Linked DNA regions of Homo sapiens: region 1 is linked to region 2. A link is an interaction called in ENCODE POLR2A ChIA-PET data of the cell type or tissue named here. Cell type or tissue: A673. All regions are shown on one strand. Links, peaks and the distances in the headings refer to the core of each region. The heading gives the core; the rest is flanking DNA.

Region 1 (8,158 bases), core at 1,382-6,381, 610 kb after region 2:
GTGCCCTCAGGGCCTTGGTTTTCCCTTCCTCCTTTCAGAGAAGAGGGAATATTTGGAACTGGAAGGGACTCAGAGGTCATTCAATCTAAACCTCTCATTTACAGGTTAGGAACTTCAAGCCCAGAAAGGAAATAGGAGTTGTTCAGGATTCCAGTCAATTCAAAGTGAGGCTGAGACTTGAAACTGCTCCCACTACAGTTCTGTTTTAACTCTACCTCTGGAGGAAGAAGTAAAATGGGGTAGTTGAGCATGAACTTGGGACAGTCAGTCACAGTTAGCGCAGCCATTTACCCACTGAGTGCCCTTGGATAGGTTGCTAACTTCTGGGCTTCAGTAAATGGGGCTATAGCTGGAGTGCCCACGTACTAGGATCATTGATGAATGTGAGCTAGGTGAATATATAAAAATACTCAACTGGAGCCTGGCACATAGTAATACGTGGTAATGGTAAGAATGTTGAATGTTCTTCTTTTGAGGCCCTGACTTTGGCCCAGGTCTTCAATTTGCTTAACAGAAGTCAGGTGCTATAGCTGGCCTTCCTCTGTTGTCCTGGGTCCTCTTCCCCTTGATTGCTGCAGTTTGGTCCTGAGTATACACAGGAAGGTAGCCTACGTGAACTCTCAGAGCCAGTTTTTCTGACCTTGCCCTAGGCTGGCTCAAGCAACTCCATATTGAAGTGGAATTTAAGGACTCACTGGGGACCATAATCTTGACAGTGAGAAGCTCAAATTGTGGTGCTTGAGAATGCCCTAGTGTTAGAATGTCAGAGATGAGTTCAGGCGTTTTGCAGTAAAACTCTCCCACTCTCTTTCATGGCTTTCTGCAGCTTTGAGGTTGTTTGAAGAAGCAGAGCTCTCTCTGATTTTTCTGTTCTGTATATGTATTTCCTGTTCTGCGTGTGTATTAACAGTGGTAGGAGGAAGAGACACCAATTACATGGATGGAATAGCCTAGTTTTGGAGCCCAGTGTAGGGGTGGGGTTTGGAAATGGTGAGTGCAAGGTTGGGTATGGGAGGCTGGATGCTGCTTCTAGGAAATGTGGGAGACAGGAAATCAGGAACACCTGGAAGAATTGGCTCACTGGGCTGCATGCATCCTTCTATGAAGAAGGAATGGTTGAAGAACTAGGGTTATTTTGCCCAGGGAATCAAAGCTTGGGGGTGCGGTGGGAAATGCTGCTTGTCTTGAAATACAGAATTTTGATAGATCTTTTCCACTTGGCCTAAAGCTCTGATGGCAGGTGAGAGATGAAGGGTTAGTAGGTTTTGCCTGTAGTCAAGTAGTAACTTTTAACAGTGCCCCTAAATGGATTCAGTTGTCACAGGGGATACTGAGTTCCTTGACATGGTAATATTTGGGACAGTAGTTTAGAGCATGATTTGTTGTAGGGTTCTGCAGCTACAAGTTGGCAAAATACTTTTCAGATTCATTCATTCAGAAAGTTGTGAATACTGTATCTGTTAGGTGTCAGGCCCTGAGATTCAGAGTTGTAAACAAGACACATTGCGGCCATGGTGGGGCTTATATTCTGAAAGGCAGAAGTCACCTGTCAGTCCAGCCCACTGACAAGTTTTGATTGACTTGCATGTAAAAACACTTTAATCATCTGTATTTAAAAATCAAGAAAATTATCTGGAAACCTAGGGAATTCTAGCTTTAAAAAGAAATCAGAGTCAATAAGCAACCACTGAATTATGTACCCTATTTTTTATTTATTTATTTTTATTTATTTATTTATTTATTTGAGACGAAGTCTCACTCTGTTGCCCAAGCTGGAGTGCAGTGGCGCGATCTTGGCTCACTGCAACCTCCACCTCCTGGGTTCAAGTGATTCTCCTGCCTCAGCCTCCTGAGTAGCTGGGACTACAGGCACGCGCCACCATGCCCGGCTAATTTTTGTATTTTTAGTAGAGATGGGGTTTCACTATGTTGGCCAGGCTGGTCTTGGAACTTCTGACTTCGTGATCCACCCGCCTTGGCCTCCCAAAGTGCTGTGATTACAGGCATGAACCACCTTGCCCAGCTGTATTTTACTTTATTTTTTTGCGTGATCTCAGCTCACTGCAACCTCCGCCTGCTGAGTTCAAGCAATTCTCCTGTGTCAGCCTCCCAAGTAGTGGGATTACAGGTGCCTATCACGCCTGGCTAATTTTTTGTATTTTTAGTAGAGACTGGGTTTTGCCACACTGGCCAGGCTGGTCTTGAACTCCTGACCTCAGGTGATTCGCCCACCTCGGCCTCTCAAAGTGCAGGAGTTAAAGGTATGAGCCACTGCCCCTGGCCAAATTGTGTACTTTAAATGGATGGGTTGCATGGTATGTAAATTATGTGAATAAAGCTGTTATAGGGGTAAAAATGAGAAGGCCTAGCCGCTCTGGACCTCTCATGACTGCTGTCTGATGGCAGGGCCCAGCCTCCCTTTAGGTGAAGAGTGCCACAGCTTGGCTCTTGTAGGCCCTTGAGTTTGCCATCTTTTATCCAGGCTTCCTTCCAACATGAGGTCTATGGGCCCAGACTTTGTGTATTTCATCATAAAAATGAGAAAGGACAGCAGACTGCCTAGCTCACAGAGGAACATCCTCATGGGAGAAGAATGAGAGGAGGCGGTGGGGGACGTGGGGACGACTTTAAGGTCTTAGGGTAGGAGTTGCACTCAATAGAGGTGAGGTAGGGGGAGTGAGTGTGATGGAGAGATAGGACTCACCTAGCTTTGTGGCCAGAGGCCCTGGAGCAGCAATAGAAAGCTCTCTGAGAGTTAAGGGATGGGCTTGCCAGGTGAAACTGAGTTATGTTAGGCCCCAGTGAGACTTTGCTTCCCTCCCCTCATCTGCGAAATGGATATAGCATCTTGGATGTCAATCTCTAAGGCTCTGTTAAGCACAAACACCCTGTGTGATCAGTCTCAGAGTATAAAGGAGAAAGATGTGGCTAGAGGCCTTGTGGCAGTAGCTGGGGGCAGCTTCAGTCAAAGTGTTGGGGAGTGCCTCTCACGGTGAGCCAAGATAGGATTGATAAGGAGACTGGTGGTGAACCTTCTAACCTGGAGGAATAACAAGTACCAGGTGGTAATGAGTTTAGAGTTCTCCAAGGAGCAGAGACAAGGCCTGTATGAATGAGGGGAGAGAGACACAAAGAATCAGAAACAGGAGGCCTTTGGAGGCCAGCTTAGGGAGTCTGGATCCTGTTCTGAAAGCATTGGAAGAGGTGATATCACCTGATTTCTGCTTTAGGATTACCCAGTTCTGTGGAAAATGGACAGAGGAGGTAGGGGGAGGAGGCAAGGTGGAAGCAAGGAGACTGCTTAGGAGACTACTTCTGTAGTAGTCCAGGAAAAAGATGGAGAGGAGGGGGATGATGGCATAGTGACTTGGGCCTGATTTTTTTTTTTTTTTTAACTAGCTGTTTTGTCCTGAGACTAGACCACTTAAAGAGGAAGCTTTCTGATTGCTATTTCGTATTTCCTCCTCACTTCTCACACTGTCTAGAAGCTGAATTAGTTGCACTATCCCCTGATCAGAAGGGTAGTTTAGGCAGGCATTTTCCCCCTGGTTTTGGATCTCTTGGCCCCAAAGCCATGCTGAGGACAGGTGCTTCCCTGCCTAGGCTACCTCTCCCGGCCTGTCCCTGGCTCCCTCCCTGCCCATCCCTGGCTCTCTCCCTGCCCCAGGGTAGAGGTGGAATGAGGGTATGAGAGAATAGCCTGAGACACAGGCAAGGGCATGGTTGGGAGGGCAGTCCAGGAGGTTGGGACTGATCTTGACCCTGAGTCTGTATGTCATGGTTTTTTCTTCCTGACTTCTTGTCAGGAACTGCTGTGGGTTTTTGATTTCAGGTAAGATCCTTAGGGCAGAGTCAGAGCAAGCTGCTGGAGCACAGTCTGGGAATCCAGACTGGAGTTCTGATTTTAGTCCCACTCTCTAGTTTCTCCTGGCTAGAACTTCATTTCTCACAACTTTTATAAAGGGATTGGATCCTGGCCGGGCACGGTGGCTCATGCCTGTAATCCCAGCGCTTTGGGAGGCCGAGGCAGGTGGATCACCTGAGGTGAGGAGTTCAAGACCAGCCTGCCCAATGTGGTGAAACCCCGTCTCTACAAAAATACAAAAATTAGCCAGGCGTGGCAGCAGGCGCCCGTAATCCCAGCTACTCGGGTGGCTGAGGTGAGAGAGTCGCTTGAACGCAGGAGGTGGAGGTTGCTGTGAGCCAAGATCGCGCCACTGCCCTCCAGCCTGGGCAGCAGAGCGAGACTGTGTCTCAAAAGAAAAAAAAAAAAAAAGGATTGGATCCTGTGCTGTCAAGTGCAGTGCTTATCAGTGAGTAATAGCCTTTATCATGTCCTTGGGCTTGGCCAGGTGTCCTAAAATCTGCCTCATGGGTAGCTTGCCTTGGTGAGGACAGATGCCCCAGGAACCCAGGCCGGAGTTCCTGGAGACCCTCTGCTAATCTCATGATTATTGAACTTTCAAGCTACCACACACTCCTATTCACTGTCACCATTCATTTTCACAGTAACCCTGTGGGATCTAGCTACAGTGACAATCCTCATTTTACGGATGACAAAACAGGTGCTCGTAGAGGTTCACTAATTTGCTGAAGGCTTCACAGTAGTTAGTAAGTAGCTGGGGTTTGAGCCCATGGCAGACTGACTCCAGAGTTCATGCCGTACACATCATCTGGCTTTGCATTCTCCCAGACCACAGAATTGTACATATCCTGCCAGGAAAACTGTTGGCGGGGAGAGAGGACTCGCACAGATCTTGAGCTGCTGATATCTGTATAGGGCTGTTACGGCCCAGCCTAGACGCCTCAACTCTGCCTCCGCTGGCAGGGTGGGCTCTGGGGACATAAGCCAAGTGGGTATAAGCCAGGCACTGATCCTGCTGGGGAGCTCTGGCTCTTATTCCCCTAGAGATGTTCCTCTTCAGCTCTGCCGGGCCACATGCAGGCCTGCTGGAAAGACCTTGTAGTTTTTCACGAATGGCCTTAGGGTCAGTAGGAAAGGTTGGGGGTGGGGTTCTCTACAGGCTTTGGAAGGCTGTCTGGCTTTGTGTTACCAAAGAGGACGGAAAATACCCTATGTGTTGGGCCTTTTAACTTCTTTCGAAGGGGAAATCTTCAGGTTGCTCAGGCAACACCAATTCATTGTAGAAAAATGTCCAAATATATTTTAGCAAAAAGAAAAACAACCCCTTGGTAATCTGTCCCACTAACCAGCAAATATACAACGCACATGAACATAAATACACATATAAATATAATAAGCATTGATGAGATTGTGTATCTTTCTAGACCAGTGCTAGCCACGTAAATTAAAATTTTCTAGTAGCCAAAACAGGGGAAATCAGTTTTAATAATCTAATATATTCAAAATGCTGTTTTAACATAATGTAAAAATAATGAAATGTACATTCTTCTTACTAAGTTTTTGAAATTTGATGTCTTTCACACTTCTTGATTTGGGCTAGGAACATTTCAAGTGCTCAGTATCCACATATTGTGGCTCGTGACTATGGCATTGGATAGCGTATTTCAAGTGTGTGTAAGAGTATACATATATATACACCTTTTTAATAAAAAGACAAAATGGGGTCATAGTATAGTAGCCTTCCCGTTGTCTATGGGGGATACATTTCAAGACCCTCCAGTAGATGCTTGAAACTTCAGCTAGTACTAAACCCTCTATATGTTTTTTCCTATACATATGTAACTGTGATAAAGGTTAATTTGTAAATTAGGCGCAGTAAGAGATTAACAACAACAAAATACAACAATTATAACAATATATTGTAATAAAAGTTATGTGAATGTGGTCTCCTTCTCAAAATATCTTTTGTTTTGTTTTGTTTTTTGAGATGGAGTTTTGCTCTTGTTGCCCGGGCTGGAGTGCAATGGCATGATCTCAGCTCACCACAACCTCCGCCTCCCAGGTTCAAACAATTCTCCTGCCTCAGCCTCTGGAGTAGCTGGGATTATAGGCATGTGCTGCCACACCCTGCTAATTTTGTATTTTTAGTAGAGACGGGGTTTTTCCGTGTCGGTCAGTCTGGTCTCGAACTCCTGACCTCAGGTGATCCACCTGCCTCCCAAAGTGCTGGGATTACAGGCATGAGCCACCGCACCTGGCCTTTTTTTTTTTTTTTTTTTTTTTAAAAGACCTTGCTGTTCTATCCTTTGAGTTACTGTTGGGACAACTGGGAAGAGGGAAGAGTTGCGATAAAGAACAAGGAAGGCTCCATGACTGGAAGTTTAGTCCGCCCAGTTTTTGTACTGGAAGGGCTTATTGCTGATTTCATTAAGAAAACGTACGAATGGGGGCTTCTGTCACCTCAGAATATCTTATACTGTACTCACGTATTTTGGGGTCTCAGTTGACCATGGGTTACAAACTATGGCTAGGGGGGCAGGGATCCACTGTATTGTAAGCTATATATTTTTTCCATTTAGAAACATAGGCTTTCAAGGGGACTTAATCTTTTTGTAACCCTCAAAGCCACCTTAGGAAGGAAGGTAACAGTTTGCTGTTGAGAGAAAGGTTAAGGAACTGTGGCTGTGAAGGCACATACCCAGCTGCTACCTGTGAGCCCTCCACTCTTTCCCTGCCCTCTGCAGGCACGCTGGGGTTGAGGCCTCTGAGCCTGGGCCACAAATCACATGCACACATGTGTAAGTGCATGTTCCCCCACAGCACTGTGCTGGGGGAAGCAGGCACAGATAGGGGAAGATACTTAACCGAGCTGCCACGCAGGGATAGGATATTTAAAACACAAGCACCCTGAACTCCCAGTCCAGTGTTCTTTCCACTCATCTGCCAGATTCTGAGAGCTTCCTGCCTGGTTTTGGAACTACTTGAAGTACAAAGAGGAAACTAATGGAGGGTGGGCAAAGGCCTTCCACTTGGTTTGTCTGGGAGTACCCTCAAGTCTACAGCCTACCCCGCTGATGGAAGCAGGCCAGCACTGGCCTGTCTCTTGGGGAGAACAAATGTGGATAGGCAGTGGGAAAAAGACCAGTTGGGCCAGAGTAGTTGCAGAAGGGGACATGGGTTGGCCTGAGTCAGGTTGGGACATAGAAATCTCTAAATAATTGGTTTGTCCAACAATCCTGCACCCCTAGTGTGGGCACAAGTGCCTCACACTAGGCCACTTTGTGACAAGAACGTCATGCAGGTTTGAGATTTGTAGAAGCCTGGCTTCATTTTTTTTTTTTTTTGTTTCTCCACACCTAAACCGGTGCCTCAGTTTTTCAGCCTGTAAAATTGGGCTGCTTCTTAGATATGCCATTGGCTTGCTGCTGGCCTCCTCCGTCCCTTTGGAGGAGGGCTGAGGATGAGCAGCTGACTTGGGTTAGCCCTCAGATGAAAGGGACCAGAGTACTGATGATTGGGGGTTTAAAGACTGGATGGAGTTTAAATACTGGATGGATCCAGGGAAGCCAGCCTTTCTCTGCATCACTGCATCCCTGCCCCATGCTTGTTTGCACTGCAGGGAGTAGCAGCTATGGCACCCAGCAGCCCTGTGCCAAGTCTCCAGGCTGGGGAGGGTCTGCTCCAGGGAGTGAGGGGGTGCCTTGGTTTGCACTCTGGGAGCCAAATTCCCTCGAGGTAGGATATTGCTCAAGATGGCATTTGCCAGAGCTGAGGAGTCTAAGGCACCATCTTTTCATTTCTCCTGGGGTCTAGTCTTATTACTCAAACCCTTGGATATAACGGGTTGGTACTACCTTTGGGAAGACTTAATCTCTTGCATTTCCTCTGAGGTGGGATTGGAGAGGCAGTAAAGGTCCCTATTGGCTGTTGCTGGGCTTGTAGTTGCTCTGGGATGTTCTCTGCTGTCCCTGCCCCAGGCCTTTTCTGCCCACATATCATCACTGCCATTGCCCCTCTGAGGTGCCAGCTCTTTGGAGATCCTAGACTTGAAGCAGGTCAGAATCTAAAAGGGCTTTGGTCACTAAGAAGCCGTCTGGTCACTTCTTTTACAGAAAACCAAGTCTGTATTTTGACCAAAGTCTCTCAGGTGGCACCAGGGGGGATCACAGTGCCTGCATTAGGATTTGTAGGCTTTGTTTCCTTGAGGAAAGAAACAGTTGAAACTCAGTAATTTCAGGGAAAAAAAGAAAAACAGGAGGCCCTTTGAATGGTCGGTGCTGCCAGGGGGAGATC
Region 2 (8,158 bases), core at 1,773-6,772:
AGCAAATAAATATGCTCTCCTGGTAAAAAGTTAAGACATTATATATAAAGCGAAACTATCCTTTTCCACTATCTCTCTGTCCTTCCAGTTAACAGATTAGTGTGTATCTTTACAGATCTTTTTCTGTACATTTATGGATATGATGTACCCACGGAATATATAGAGTACTACCTGTTTGTTATTCTTTTTCCATAAAAGTCATGTTGTATGTAAGATGTTGCAATTTCCTTTTTAGAACACGATATTTCTTGGAGCTGTTTCTAAGTCAGTATTTAGAGGTTCACCTAATTATTTTTAGCTGGATAGTATTGCGAGATACAGGTATAGCCTGGTTTATCCAGACATTCCTCTCTGCTTTCGTTTGTTCTCAACTTTCCATTATTTCAAACAGTCCTTCAACAAGGATCCTCAGGCAGGCCTCTTTGTACAAAGTCTCTGACATGGATCCCAGACAATAGGGTTTGGACAATTTTAATTGCTCTCCAAAGCGGCTGCACCCGCCAGCAGTGGTTAAGAGCACACATTTTTCCAACAATGTTTGATGTTCTCAAATTTTTGTTTGCCATATTATGGATGAAAAATGATATGTCATTCTTTTAATTTGTATTTTAAGGGGAGTTTTCACAGAAGAAAAGATTTCTGCACCCCAGTCTTGGCCATTCTAATCTGAGGCTTAAGAATCTGAGTGATTTGGCCAGGCTCAGTGGCTGATGCCTGTAATCCCAGCACTTTGGGAGGCTGAGGTGGGCAGATCACTTGAGGTCAAGAGTTTGAGACCAGCCTGACCAACATGGTGAAACCCTGTCTCTACTAAACATACATAAAAAACTAGCTGGGCATGGTGGCGCACACCTGTAGTCCCAGCTACTTGGGAGGCTGAGACAGAAGAATTGCTTGAACCTAGGAGGCGAAGGTTGCAGTGAGCAGAGATCTCACCACAGCACTCCAGCCTGGGTGACAGAGTGAGACACTGTCTCGAAAAAAAGAATTAAAAGAGAGAGAGAGAGAGAATCTGAGTAATTTTTTCCAGGTGATGTGCAGTGAGGTTTGGTGATGTCTCTTCCAGCTCTGTTGTTCTGTGATCCTGACACTCCTGCCTCCTCCTAGGCATGGGACTTGTTTAGGCCCAAGGTCTACACCATCTTTGCCACTTAAATTGCTGCTTTCTCCATGGGGGAAGATTTTTAAGACAAAGAAGTCCTGGTGACTCTGGCCTTTTACTGCGTGTGACTGATGGAGCCATATTTCAGATGTCCCACTGAGGAAATCCTACTCCTGGGAAGGAAGAGACTAACCCATGCTGCTCTATTGTTTGCTGGACACTATGCTGGGCTTTGTTGTCATTTGATTTCTACTGGGTCATTTAAACATCGCAGCAACCTTGGGAAATATTATTGTCCTCATTTTACAGATGAGGAAACTGAAGTACACAGTGACTTAGTAATTTGCCCAAGGTCACATAGCTACTATGGAGCCCCTATCCCAGATTTGACAGACTCCAAAGCCTGTGCTCTTTTCATTATACCACCTGCCTACAAATTAAGGTGTCTAAGGAGACAGAGACCATGGATGGCCAGTGCCTCCTTTCCAGAGATGCTCAGAGGAGTCTACTCACTTTGGCTCCCAATTCTCAGCCCCTTCCTGCCTTAACAACCCAAGTTCCTGACTCTTGGAGGTCTCTAGAAGGTAAGAGTCATATTTTATTTGACTTAGCATGTAGTAGCTAGAAGATGAGCATCATATTTTATTTGACTTAGTATGTAGTAGCTTCTTTGATCAATCCTGGGGAATGTGTTCCTGAAAATATGGACTGGGGAATAGATGGATTGGGGTACGAGAGAGAGAAGGATTAAGTTCCACCTTCTGATCATCCTTGCTGCTTCCACCTTCTGAAATTCATGCAGAATATATCTATAAAAGTGACTTGTCTCAGTGAATTACAGTCAATGTTTCAATTTCTTGAGCTTTTTTTTTTTTTTTGGATTCTGAGAAACTTTAAAAGAATAGTATATGCCAAATTACCATGTATCCGCCGTGTAAAAATAACCAAAAAAAATTGTCAGATTTCTTTTTTTTTAATAAAATAAGCAATATGTCACTCATCTGAAGATGAAATCCCCTGATTCCCATTCCAGGTTTCATTTCCTCCTCACCTCATCCCCCAGGAACCTCAGATATAAATTTTGATAATTTCTGCCTAATCTGTTTTTATACTTATAAGTATCCATTAAATACATGTATCATGAACAAATAAAAATAACAAAAGTAGTTTATATAAATGGTATCACACTGTACCTATTATTCTGCTGCCTGCTTTTCTCCTCTTTATGCTGTGCCACTGAGAGCCCTTTAAAACTTAAGAATCATGTCTTCTCTAATCACCACATCCCTGGTTGCCTTGTACATTCCAAATGCTTAATAAATGAGAAAGGAAAGAAGGAAGGAAGGGAGGAGGGAGGGAGGAAAGAAGGAAGAGAGAGAGGAGGGAAAAAAGTAGGGAGGAGGGAAGAAAGGAGGGAAGAAGGAGAAAAGGAAGGGTGGAAGGAAGCCCAGCCAACAGGGTCAGTCTTTCCCATCAAAACTTCTTGTGTGGCTCCCAATTAGAACGGAGGGTAATTACAAACGTATAAGTCCTCCATGTTATGATTTCCCTGATTCTGAGAACTGTTCACATCCCATTAGAGCAGACAGCCTCTCTATCCTGCGATCTGCTCCAGGGAAGTCCCAGGCATGACTGCAAGAAGTTCCAGGCCACACAGCCGCCTAATGTGCTTAGCTCAACTGTGGCTCAACTCTCGCTGGTCATAAATCAACCAGGCAAGGCTGAAGCCTGCATTACTCTCTATCTCTCAAAACCCCTCAAGGATTTGGGGAATTAGCTGCCAGTTCAAACACTTGTCTGCCCTCCTTTCCTTCTCCCACTCCATCTTTGTCTCTGTCAACCACAGAGTGCCTCTCAGTGCCTGTCTCTGCCTCTCTGGGCATCTTTCTCACTGAGCATCTCTCTGTCTCTGGTTCAAAATTATGCCTCTGTCTGCCTCTCTTCAGCCCCTGCATCTACCTTCCTGCACTCCCGCTTCCCTCCCCTGAGCCTTGCTGCAGCCATAGATCCAGGATCCCAGCTGGGTCATAGATCTCTTCGTTACTGCTGTTCTTTCCCTCTTGCTTTTAAGAATGCTTTTTATGGTGGCTTCTAGCACAAACAGCTGTTGGAACTTGTTTGAAAAAACCTCCGGGAACAGATGCTCTGGCAGCCCTTCAGATTCTTCTTTCCTCTGCAATCTGAGATGGGTTGGGGAAGAAATTCATTCATTCATTAACCCATTAAACAAATATTTATTGAGCTCCTATTATGTGCCTATCACTGAAGTAGCTGTTGAGACTAGGTAAAACAGCCCTTACAGAGTTTATAGTCTAATGAGGGGAGGCAGATTAAATCTAATAATCACTAAAATATGTAATATCAAACAGTGATCAATACTATGAAAAAAATGATCCACAGGTCCACAGTGCTCTAATAATAATGGTTAATGTCTATTAAATGTTTATTATATACTTGACTCTATTCTAACCATTTCACATACATTTATTTTAACAAAGACTTCCAACATCCTATTTTACACATGATGAAACAGAGGAACAGAGTGGTTAAGCAACTTGCTTATGAGCACACAGCTTGTGGGTAGGGGAGCCAAGATTTGAACACAACATGGGGGTTGGGGGAGCAAGAGGAGGAAAGCCTTCCCTGAGCTCAGTTTCCTCCACATATGAATAGAATTTTCTTTTCCAAGATCATGTTGAGACTAGGAGGCAGAAACAGGACCAGGGTCTGGCCTTCTGAATCCCAAACTCATCTGGTTCTAAAGGCAAATAGGCTGGAGTATAAGCACTGGCTCTCCTGCTAAGCCCCGTGAGATTTTGTGGAAAAGTAAGTGGAGCATGGGGGTGGGGAGATGGTAGGATTAGAGACTTCCTGCTAAAATGGGTATGTGGGAGCTGGAGCACCCTAAGCTCCTGGAAGGAAGGACTGTGTTGTGTTCTCCATTGCGTCCCCACCACGTAACACAGCAGCACTTAGCAGGTGCTTGGTCTGTATTTATTGAAAAATGAATGAATGGATATGTTGAATTAAATGTAAGTGAATTAAGTGAAAAGGATGAAACAGATGGAAGCTTCATGTTTCTTCCAAGCTAGGGGTTTATGATTCCGGTAACTTCATTTCTTTCTCCTCTCACTAACACTAGCCAACAGTGCAGAGATATTCTGCCAGGTATCTGGATCTGTTTCTCTCTTTTCTTTTCAGTCTGCATATCCAAAATGTTTTCCTGCTGTTGCACAAAACTCCCTTTCAAAATTTTTTCAGTTTTTGCTGATTCAATTAAGAGCTTAGTTTGATCTCAAAACTTTACCCCTTCTTAAGTCCCTTTTGATAAAACAGTCCCCAGGGTACTTCTTTGAAGCCTCTTCATGAGTTTTGGAGCTGAGTAAAATGCCGACCACTTACAGGATAATTACATTGGAGCAGACACATTGTTCCTAGAATCTGTTTCCCAATCTGAGTAAACAGAGCCTGGTCCTTTTTATGTTGTAATAAGCACTACCTTCTTCATTTTCCTCTCATCTGGAGAGCTGCCTGTGAGTTATTTCATCTCTGGTCCAGGGAAGAGGAAAGGAATGGTTGAGAGAACATCTTCCACAGGAAATTTGGCTAGGAGGGGTCTTTTGGATGGGAGGGTGACATTTGGCGGATTCTGTCACATTCTCAATGATTCTCTTTAGAACAGTGTCTGGCATATAATTGTAATAATTATTATTACTATTATTGTTATTATTGACATGCAAAGCACCTTTACATTCATGCTTACATTTGATCACGTAAGGTAACATATTCAAAGATTCCAAAGATTAGGATGTAGACATATTTGCGGGACCATTATTTTGCCTACTACAAATTTTAAAATAGGTATTATTATTATCCCCGCCCTCCATCTTTTTTTTTTTTTTTTTTTTTTTTTTTTTTTTGAGCCGGAGCCTCTTTCTGTTGCCCAGGCTGGAATGCAGTGGTGCAATCTCTGCTGTCTGCAACCTCTGCCTCCCAGGTTCTAGTGATTCTCCTGCCTCAACCTCCCGAAGAGCTGGGATTACAGTCACATGCCACCACACACGGCTAATTTTTGTATTTTTAGTAGAGACAGGATTTCACCATGTTGGCCAGGCTGGTCTCAAACTCCTGACCTCAAGTGATCCACCCTCCTCAACCTCTCAAAGTGCTGGGATTACAAGTGTGAGCCACACTCCCAGCTATTATTATCTCTATTTTATAAAGAGAAAAGCTAAGGCTTAGAAAAGTTATAGCATCCCTTTTGACAACTAGTAAGAGCCAAAGCCTTGATTCATTACCAGGGGGTCTGATCCAGTGTCTATATTCATTGCGTTATTCTCCCCTCCAACCCAGTTATGGATTTTAGGTCACACAGACCTGGGCAAGTCACTTAACCACCCTGTGCCTCATTTTTGTCATCTGTAAAATGGAACTAGTAATTTTATGCTTATGAACATTTGAGGTTACGCATGTGGTGTTCTTAGCACTGTGTCTGGCTCATGGGAGGTGCTCAACAGATGGCCACCATTCTTAAAAGTGTCATTTGAAGAGCAAAAATGGCAGGTGCCTAAAGAGATAGATTCAATGCCCTTAAATGAGGATGGGGGTTGGTCCAAGGAGGAAATGTTCAGTTTAGGCTCAGAGGAGTTGGGTCTCCAAGGATAGCTCTGGGGCTGGCTGTGGAGTGGGATGCTTTCTCCTGGCTTTTATAACACAGGGGAAAAGAAATCCATCCAGGTTCAGATCTGGAAGATGCCAGCCTAGGGCCAGAGAAGGCTGGGCCCTCACTGTTGATTGGTGGGGAAGTTAGCAGGTTAAAAAAAAAAAACAACCCTTTCCGCTCCCTCCAACTACTTTCTCAGATCCTTAACAACTGGCATATCAACCCATCTACTCAACCAAATTGTTGGCCAGGACCCGCTTTCAGAGACAGATGTACTTGCAAAGCACCCACACAACCTAGTCTCACACCTGAGGTTTGCTTACCTCCTGTGCCCTGCTGAGCTGCTTTGCTGCAGGGGATCTGACTACAGAAGGACAGCAGGATTTATCACTGTCCTAACTTACCCATTTGTCTCCCGCCCAGAGGGTCCTGACAGGGGAGTTTCCAGGGACCTTGCTGAAGGCTGCTCAAGTTCTTGACAGAGACACATGGCAGCGATTACACGCGACGATAGGCACAGTTACTGCGAGACGCGCCTGCTCCAAGTCCCCTCTTGAGCAGTCTCAAGCTGACTCTACAGCCTCCTTTGCTTCCAACTCTTTTTAAAAATTATTTATGCGGGCGTGGGGAAGGAATGGGGAGGGGTGCACAGAAGGCTGGAGGCAGGACTCTTCCCCAGAGGCCGGGGCGGGGGGAAACCCCTCTGTTGACACAATTAGATGGGGCAGCTTGAAATGCTCTTCTTTGTCACCAGCTTTCTGTCCTAGGACACAAAAGTGTTTATTGCATTTTCTCAAACATGAGACTTGAACCAAAAATCTCTGAAGAGACAAAGCGTTTCCTGAGAGATAAAGGAAAAAGAAGATGGAATCATAGAAATTTTCAAGGTCATAAAATTTAACTCCTGAACTAAAGTTTCTCTCCTAGTTCTGTCAGATATTTACCTGGCATTTGCTTGCACACCTTCCTTGACAGGGGGCTCACTACTTTTTAGGGCAGCTTAATTCATTCTTATGCAGCTTTGACTCTTAGAAAATTCTATTAGAGGCTTGGCGCGGTGGCTCACGCCTATAATCCCAGCACTTTGGGAGGCCGTGGCGGGTGGACCACGAGGTCAGGAGTTCAAGACCAGCCTGACCAAGATGTGTAACCCCATCTCTACTAAAACTACAAAAATTAGCCAGGCGCGGTGGCAGGCACCTCTAATCCCAGCTATTTGGGAGGCTGAGGCAGGAGAATAGCTTGAACCCGGCTGGCAGAGGTTGCAGTGAGCTGAGATTGTTCCACTGCTCTCCAGCCTGGGCGACAGAGTGAGATTTTGAAGAAAAAAAAAAAGAAAGAAAGAAGGAAAGAAGGAAGGAAGGAAGGAAGGAAGGAAGGAAGGAAGGAAGGAAGGAAGGAAGGAAGGAAGGAAGGAGAAAGAGAGAAAGAGGAAAGAAAGGAAGGAAGGAAGGAAAGAAGGAAGGAAGGAAGGAAAGAAAGAGGAAAGAAAGGAAGGAAGGAAGGAAGGAAAGAAAGAAAGAAAATTGGATTAGGTTGAACAGGAGTCTGCCTCTCAGCCAGTGCTCTTGGTTCTGCCTGCCAACCTACTTTCTCAGCCACAATATTTCTCCAAGAGTTGTTGCTTGTATGAGAATCACCTGGGGAACTCATTAAAATGCAGATTCCTGGGCCTGATCCCATCCTGGTGAGGCAGAATCTCTGATGCAGGGTTCAGGAATCTGCATATCAATGCAGGATGCCTAATCTCTAAGATCTGTAGGGGTTGTGGGCCCCCACAATGAATTGAAAAGGTGTCCACAAGCAGGGCAGGAATGTTAAAAGAGAAGACCAGGGATCCAGAGGACTAAGTTCTCCAACTTGTCAAACTCTACCAAGGATGGGGCTGATTAGGGAAGAAGCCACATTAAATAGAAATAAACTACCAGGAAATCACAAATAACAGCTATCACTTACTAAGAACCCACCTGTGTAAACACAGTACAAAGGGTTTGGCATAATCCCTCTATGTGTAAGCACTACAATCATCCCCATTTAACAAGGAAACAGGTTTACAGAGCTGATGTGACGGGCCCAAGAAAACACATCTGGGATGATCTGTAGTCTTGTCTTGTCCCATATGCCTTAAGATATGCTGTTAATTTACATTGTTGGGGTGAGGAAGGCCACCTGGCGAGAAATGTGGCCTTCTATCTTGCAGCTACCTGTTTAGGAACAAAAGGAAAAGCAGGGTTTTCGGTTTGTTTGTTTGTTTTTTTAATGTGATTCAGTTTCCAAACTTAACTTTTTCCTTTGGCATTGTGAGTTTGGGGTCTCAAGATTTCATTTTCCTTTTGCACTGGGAACCCCAAATCTAAACCTCCTAAGGTCCAGGCCTCTTCCTTTGTTCCAAA

The links. ChIA-PET counts read pairs that join two places held together with the same protein. Peaks named below come from ENCODE experiments on the same cell type or tissue, not always from the same donor. Only the 100,000 strongest peaks of a DNase experiment are listed, where the experiment ranks them.
Region 1: POLR2A ChIA-PET joins it to region 2 with 13 read pairs; 1 of 35 experiments calls an interaction of 5 or more read pairs at or near these places.

What each region holds. Positions count from the first base shown.
Region 1 is chr5:154,766,856-154,775,013 of GRCh38, forward strand. The region is part of intron 1 of LARP1 (La ribonucleoprotein 1, translational regulator); the gene reads left to right. Among named protein-coding and RNA genes, the nearest start is that of LARP1, 16 kb to the left of the region's middle. RefSeq lists a silencer at 3,433-3,492. In A673, for the core only: no CTCF peak of the experiment used is centred there; no DNase peak of the experiment used is centred there; H3K27ac peaks cover 679 bases.
Region 2 is chr5:154,159,863-154,168,020 of GRCh38, forward strand. No RefSeq gene overlaps it. Among named protein-coding and RNA genes, the nearest start is that of GALNT10, 27 kb to the right of the region's middle. RefSeq lists a silencer at 7,747-8,041. In A673, for the core only: no CTCF peak of the experiment used is centred there; a DNase peak (open chromatin) is centred at 4,459.